Linked DNA regions of Homo sapiens: regions 2 and 3 are each linked to region 1. Evidence: chromatin loops called from intact Hi-C (ENCODE). Cell type or tissue: B cell. All regions are shown on one strand.

Region 1 (2,500 bases):
CTTAAACTTCAGCTGCCTGCTGAGGCTCTCGGTCCTTGAGAATAAATATACATTAGATGCAAGCAGGGTACATACAAACGCCAAGAAATAATACAAAGCAGGGTGAACAGCTTGCAGGAGGAACCTGCGGAAGACTCCAGTCTCTCTACAGCAGGGAGAGTCTCTGAGTGGGGAATCAGCTTCAAAGAGATGAGCTACGGAGACTAAGTCCTCTAATCACTAGCTTTACATGCACTGAGATTGACAAGCTGGTGGGCAGCCCCAAATGGCAGCCCTAGGCATGATAGAGAACTTAGCTTCTCCACAGCCCAGCTCGGCTGCCAGAACTGTGCTCCCTGCAACTCCCATGGCCAAATGGGTAGACGAACTGTTTGTCTTTTGTTTGGTGTAAAAACCCATAGAGAAATCCAGCTTGTATGCAAGCTCTGCAATGCTAGGGTTTTATCTGACCTCACTTTTATTGCTCAAATGCTCCAGACTCTCTTTCCCTTCCTCTTGCTCAGCGATTGACCCTTTTCCTTGAAATAAGCAAATAGCATGTATTAAAAATCATTTCAGGCTATGGGGTCCTGGAGCCAGGGATGAGGATCAGAGTGTGTGACATCACACTCTGATGTCAGAGTGTGTTGACACCAACATTCTCCTGCAGTATGCAGACACATAAGGATGCTGGTGGAATTTCAGAGATTGTCTCCTGGAGCTGCTGTGTCCCCTGTGCAGCAATCTGGAGGCTCCCTGGTGCCTGGGTTCACCTGGGGAGCTCTGCTACCACTGGCCCCTGGTTCTCCCCTCTAGAGGCTCATGAGATTCAGTTCTCAGGGTCCTTGGCTCTGGAAATTGCTGCTTCTGTCAGTTACTACAGCTTAGACTCAGTGTACGTTAGGGTGTGTTAGGACATGGCATGAATATTATTTGCTCCTGTTCTTATGAAAATGTGTATAACTGAAAGGAGTTACCTTTACCTGTGTGTTTGGAAGGTGCTTCACAAAACTGTTCTGCCCAGCTCCCTCCCTATAGATTCTGAGTTACACTTACCACTTCCCAATTCTAGAGACTTTCTCTTTTGCAGCTGCCTCATCTAGGGGAGTCCCCCAGGGGCCACACTGTTGCCTGACAAGCAAATGAAGCCAGGAGGAAGCAAGAAAGGCCGCCACAAAGCCATCCCCTCTCGCAACAAAGCCCTAAGCTCCTGCTTGCTCATTTGATTAAAACAAAGTCTCCAACTGCCTCCCACAGCACCCTCCCTTGGAGAGTTCATGCTCAGAGCCACCGAGTAATTTTTATTGTATAACAAACAGTTGCTTAAATAGGTTGTCTGCAAATGGTCATTATATCCGCCTCCCCCTCCACCTGCCACAAATCTCCCATGGTGGGGGGCAGGCCCTGGCAGCTGTCCCCCTGCCCACCCACCCCTCAGCAGCCCTCATAAATAAGCTCCAGTATCAGCAGGACCAAGAGAGACCTGCAGTGGTAGGAGGGGCTGGACAACCTGGAACTTTGAAGGAAGAATTCCAAATGCTCTGTGGCACACTTAGCACTTTGAGAGAAGGGAGGCTGTGGGAACAGAGTCAGATTTCTTCTGCAGGGAAATTACTCAAATAGGTTTTAAAATTTATAGTCCGTGTTGTGATAATAAATAAAAATAAAATATACTCCCCCCAACTCAGAGTTTCTTTGGCTGCAGAAGTCCTCTGGGGTTGGCTCCCTCTACTGCTATGCTGTTTAGACAGAAAACTGGAGAGTAGTTTTCCCTGAAGCTGCTCCAAGGCTCCGGCTTCTATTCCCAGTTGAATTTGCATTCCACCGGCTTGATTCCTCCTAAAAGGCACCTTCCTTCTCTGCAGACTAGCGCTGACCACCCTGACCCCCTCCACACCTCCTGTTCACTCCCACTATGATTCCTTCTTTCCTTTGGTTTCTGTCCTGCTTGGCCAGAGAAGCCCCTCCCAAATCACGAGCAGCTTCACTAAGCCATTGACAGCACACACTGATGTCTAATAACAAAGCATTGCTCAACGATCCTCACCCTATCTACCCTGTTGGTCCCAACTCCAGTGCCACTGCCCCCCATTCCGGCTCACATCTGTCTGCTGCATAACCCAGAGAGGTGACATGCAGAATTAAATTTAAACATTCAAAATCTAGGGTTCCAATTGTGGGTGCAGTTACATAATTACAACACTTACCATATAATAGAATAACATTGTTTAGGGTAAGATTTTGGAGTTGCACTAATGGATGCTTTTTTCTGTTTTCTGTAAACAGTCTTGATATATTGAAGAGGAGACATTGTCAGTAATCACAGTACTTCTCAATGCATCTCGTGAATTGTGTCCAAATGTAAGAAAAGCAGACTAGTTTTGAAATATCAACATCTGCCCTAATTTACTTGCTTCTGCATTATGGTTCTAATTGCACTCAATATAACCTATTGTTGTTGGATCCCCTCGGGGTCTTGGAAAAACTAGCAAAAACAACGTGGAATAGATTCCATGTGTGA
Region 2 (2,500 bases), 260 kb before region 1:
TAATTCATAGCTGAAAGAAAGAGACAAATAACAATTTTTGAAATCTATCACTAATCATAAGAAAGTACTACTCATCAGAAATACTCTTTTAAGAATAGCCACCATCTAACTCACGGCACCTTTGATTAATATTTGGGTGGACTGCCTGAAAGCCAACCTCACAGCTGGCATACCCTCCAAGACTCTATTTAATAACGTAGCTAGTGTTCGTTCAAAAGAAAATAAAAATCATTTCAGCTTTTCACAAGCTCTCTGCCACTGTGGTCATTTCACTTTTTGTTATCATAGCAATATTTCACACAAAACAAAACTCAGATGTTGTTGGATGTAAAATATGTTCAGTGGTTCTCTAAGTGTGGTCTAGCAACCCGAGGGTCCCAAGATGCTTTCAGTATGTCCATGAGGTCAAAACTATTTTCATAAAGACACTAAAACATTATTTGCATTTTCACCCTCATTCTCTAATAATAGGCTACATGATATATTCACAACTATCAGAGAACATATCTAGGTAGATAAAGATATTTATTAAAATACATATCTGTATGAGGCCTGAATTTCTTCATTTGTTTAACCAAAACAACAAATTGCAATAAATTAAATACAGAGGCATATATGAGAATCCGTTCTTTTCCTATTAAGCCAAACAGTAAAGACATTTGCAAAACTGTAAAAGAATACCACTGTGCTCACTTTTTCTGAAAACATATTTTTATTAAAATATGCTATTTAACATGTGATAGTTTATTATCTTAACAAAATAAAAGAGATATGTCTACATTTTAATTTTCAGTACAGTAAATGTCAATAGCTGTATCTCACAGAAAAATCTTCCGTTTTTTAATAATGTTGAAGAATATAATGAAGTTTTAAAACCAACAAGTTTAACAACCATTGACTTAGGAATTTTATAATTTTTAGATTGATTTTATATTATCTAGATAGTAAGTACTGTTATATGTCTGTTTCTCATTTTTTAAGCACAATTTTTAGAATTTTGTCTTTATTTAGCGGCTCCACGTTCTTACCTCCCAATCTTTCTTTAACTTAGTCAAATAGGGATTTTATTCCTCAAAATTCTCCCAAACTACTCTTACCAGGAAATCTATGACCTCCATTCTATCCATGTAGAGATCAATTCTCACTCCTAATCTTAATCACTCTACTAGTCAAGGATTGACCCCTCCTTCTTTATTTACTCATCCTCTAGTTCACCACAGCCTCGGGGTCTTTCTCCTGCCTCCTCCTCCTTCCAGAGCCATTTTATTTGCAGTACTGTCTCCCTTCTCTTTCTGACTGTGGTTTACTTTACATTGCTTCAGGGCTCAGTCTTTGGTCCACTTCTCTATTCTCTATCCTAGCTAAACCCAGGACCTCAACAACTATCTTCATTCAATAACTGTAAGTGTTTCTATTTCCAACCATTCTAAACTCTCAGCTCTACCACCTGCAAGACATTGTCATTTAAATATCTAAAAGGCATCTCAAATCTAAGATGCTTCCAAAAGAACTTTTTATTCTGCCCATCATCCAAATTTGCTCCCTCCTTTTCCCCACTTCATCAAATGACACCACAGCTTTCCCTAACGCTTAAGCCAAAAACCTAGATGTTACTGAGACATCTTCTCTTTCTGTTAGGCCCCACATTCGATTCATTAACAAGTTCTGTGGCCTCTACCTTAAGAATATATCCCAATCTAAAAATATCTTACCAACTCTATATTATTGTCATGCTCCAATCCACTTTTTTCTTTCCTGGACTACTCTAGTAGCCTCCTAACTCATTTCCTTCTCCTGCTTTTGCCATCTTACCATCTCAACTCCGTACCATATCCAGAGTAATCTACTCAAAATGTAAATCAAATACCATCAACCCATCTCCCAACTAAACCTGTAAGCTTGTTCTCCTGACAAGTGATTGGCCATTCCTGCATCCCTACCCTCATCTACAAATCTTCCCTCACTGAATCTGTTCTGTCTATGTTAGTCTAGTTGGTGTTCAGCAAGCATACCAATCTCACCCATCTTCAGGATTTTTATGCTTACTATCCTCTATGCCAATGCTCTGACCCTGGATCTTTGCATGGCTTGTTTTTCAAGATATTATATTAATATAATATTAATAGTTCATGTCTCAACTTATGTGCTATATCTTTGGGGAGTTCTCTATCTTCTCATCCTTCTTTATTTTCTTCACTATACTTATCACTATCTGAAAATGTATGTTTATTTATTTGTTTATTTACTGTTTATTCTGAGCCTTAAGAGGGCAGGGACTTTGGCTTCTTTGCTCTTTCCTTGGTCCAGGAACACAGCCAGAGTCTTAGTAGACATGTAATAAATGAGAATAATAATGATGATAGTCCTAATCCACATCTATTTCCTTCAGTAAGATAGATGCTGCTCACAATAAAACTGTTTTACTCATATTTTTATATGTAGCATTAAGTACTATACCTGAAATATAACATATACTAAATAAGTGATGAATGAAAGTAAT
Region 3 (2,500 bases), 69 kb before region 1:
TTTAAATAATTTAATTTTAAAATTAAATAATAAATAGCAGAAAAATTCTTTGAAGGATTTACCTGTACTCAGTGTCTAATTCCTCTCCTCCAATCATTAGTCAAGTTAGTTGGAGGAATGCGGCTGCCTTTTCATCAAGTTCCTGATAACATTCAGGTCTATGAAAGGGAAGGGGTGTGTAGGGGGATGAGAAGCCGGTGTGGGGAAGGCAGCAGGATACAGCTATTTATGAGCCTGGGCACACTTGGAAAACAGTCTCATGCATGACCTTACAGCCAACACTCTTATGGGGAGCACTTATGACACTCATCAGTGTCTCATTTATGACAGTACCACTGAGGAATATCAGTACGTTCAACTCTTTCATCAAACTCTTTCCATCAAACTGTTAAACTGAAGGTATGTTCAAACCTTTCATCAAACTGCAGAAGAAAAACCATATGTATGGAGAAATAAGTGACTAAATTCAACTAAAGTAAGTACAATGAAGACATAGACAACACCATCTATTAATGTATTCTGTCCATGGCACCTAGTATAAAAACATGTATTAGGTGATCAGTGCATATTGATTGGGTCATGAATATAAAATTCATTGTTTCCATTCAGAAATTGGAAAACATTCTCCATAAACGCGGATGAACAGTAGAAAGTCATCCAACATGATCCCATTCATGCATCTCTCATGCATATGCATCCTCACTAACTCTTTCTGCTGTCATTGCTAACCTGGGACCCCCACTCCCACCCCTCCTTCTCCAAGCCAGACGCACCTGCTACCCTGGGCACTCACTGCTGCTGCCATGTCTTGCTGTGTAATGCCATTGTCAACCTCCCTGCCTGGTGTGCGTGCCATTCTCCTTCACCGGAGGAAGGAATGTTTAATTATTTTTAATCAGTGGACATGGCATCTTGCTAGACAGCGACACTTGGGGGATCCAACACCATCTGCCTTCCACCAGGCGCCAGCTGCTCTGGTAGATGTCGGTAGAACACCTTAGGACATAGCCTTCTGCTGCCAGGTGCCTACAAGCGGCTGCCACTCGGCACCATCTCCAACATGAGCTGCCACTTGGGCTCATTCCCTGTCATGGTTTGCCTCTCATCCCTGCACTCTTTCAGGCAGGTTCTCCACAGCCCCAGCTCCCAGAACATTTCCCAAACAACCCAGTAGCCTGCCAGTAATCATAGGGTCCAAACATAAATGTTACCCTAACCCAAATGGCCACGGATCTTTCCATCACCATTAGTCAACCTAATGGATCTGCTGACTTCAGTCCCACAGAGAACGGCCACTGACTTCACAGCAGGCAGACCCATGGAGAGCAAGGGTCAGCCAGCTACTGAGCATTTAAAACAGTGGGGAAGGAAAAGGGGAGGGAAATGCCTCTCAGATAAATCACCGGAGCTGTCTGGGGTGAGCAGTGCCCGTGGTAAGTGAGCTCCTGCAAGTTCCTGTCACAGACCTGTCCCTTCCACCTCCTACCCTTAAGGCAGTTCCTGCAGCTCTCACAGCTGTGCCCACACTTTCACTCCTGCAAAGAACGTCTCATTGGCTTCAATTGCTTTAGCGGCTCAGCGTGGTCCCTGTCGGGAGCACTTGTCACCTCCTTCCCAAGCAGCCCGCTTGACACCCAACCTAATTCCTACTTGGTGAACCAAGCCCCCAAGGTTCCTTTCACCCCCACCCCTGCCCCCCATTTTGTGAAGAGCCAAATTCAGCAGCTCCAATCTCAGCTTTATTTTCATGCAAAGTGAAAGAGCTCAGCCACCCGGCACTGGCTGAAGGGTAGATAAAAGCCCCAGCTGTGCCTGCTCTGGGAGTCACTTTCACCTCCAGCAGGAAAGCAAACTGTTTTTGTGCCTGAGGGAAATTATGGAGCCTCACACTTTCATCCAGAGACGGACAAAGGGGAGGTCAGGTGCTGCATCTGCCAGAAATGGGGACGTGTGAAATGTGATTAACCCAAGGAGAAGCCACACAGAGCCCGGCTGGGGCCTCTCCTGTCCCTGTGTGTTTCCCAGTGTCAGAAGCAGGCAGAAGAGTAAACAAAAGCATTAAATAAATATTTTTCCGTTTAACCCATGTGTTAATACAGATTTTTACAACCTCGACAGCACTGACTGAATCAATAGTTGCAAGTATTAGCCTGAATAATGAAGGAAGTAGTGTACATCTGTTGATTTCTCTGCATTTGTGAAAAGAAGGGGGGTGGGGGGGTGAGGAGGGGAAGAGATTCCAGAATGAGCGTGTAATCACATTGTACCCTGCCTGTCCGCAGCACAGCTAAGCCTATCGGGCCCATCAGATGAACTCGCTAATGCTATTTCTCAGGCTAAATACAAACCGCTGGTGCCTGTAGAATTAAACTCATCAATAGCTAAGCTCTCCTGCATTTACAGGAAGACACAAATAAAATTCCTACTGATATGCCCATCAGAGTGGGAAGTTATCTGTCTCTTTCGAACAGACTTTCTGTAAGAGCTCTGTGTGGTAAAT

The links. Peaks named below come from ENCODE experiments on the same cell type or tissue, not always from the same donor. Only the 100,000 strongest peaks of a DNase experiment are listed, where the experiment ranks them.
Region 2: it touches region 1 in a loop (2.9-fold over the local background); 2 of 110 quality-filtered maps call a loop at or near these places.
Region 3: a loop joins it to region 1, with 2.1 times the contacts of the local background. A loop is called at or near these places in 2 of 110 quality-filtered maps.

The regions. Positions count from the first base shown.
Region 1 is chr1:83,760,176-83,762,675 of GRCh38, forward strand. All of the region lies in intron 1 of LINC01725 (long intergenic non-protein coding RNA 1725), which reads right to left. Among named protein-coding and RNA genes, the nearest start is that of LINC01725, 100 kb to the right of the region's middle. RefSeq lists an enhancer at 726-875. In B cell, no CTCF peak of the experiment used is centred here; a DNase peak (open chromatin) is centred at 1,096; H3K27ac peaks cover 591 bases.
Region 2 is chr1:83,504,012-83,506,511 of GRCh38, forward strand. No RefSeq gene overlaps it. Among named protein-coding and RNA genes, the nearest start is that of LINC01712, 59 kb to the left of the region's middle. In B cell, no CTCF peak of the experiment used is centred here; no DNase peak of the experiment used is centred here.
Region 3 is chr1:83,691,284-83,693,783 of GRCh38, forward strand. The region is part of intron 2 of LINC01725 (long intergenic non-protein coding RNA 1725); the gene reads right to left. Among named protein-coding and RNA genes, the nearest start is that of LINC01725, 170 kb to the right of the region's middle. RefSeq lists enhancers at 989-1,523, 1,524-2,059. In B cell, no CTCF peak of the experiment used is centred here; no DNase peak of the experiment used is centred here; H3K4me3 peaks cover 1,316 bases; H3K27ac peaks cover 1,018 bases.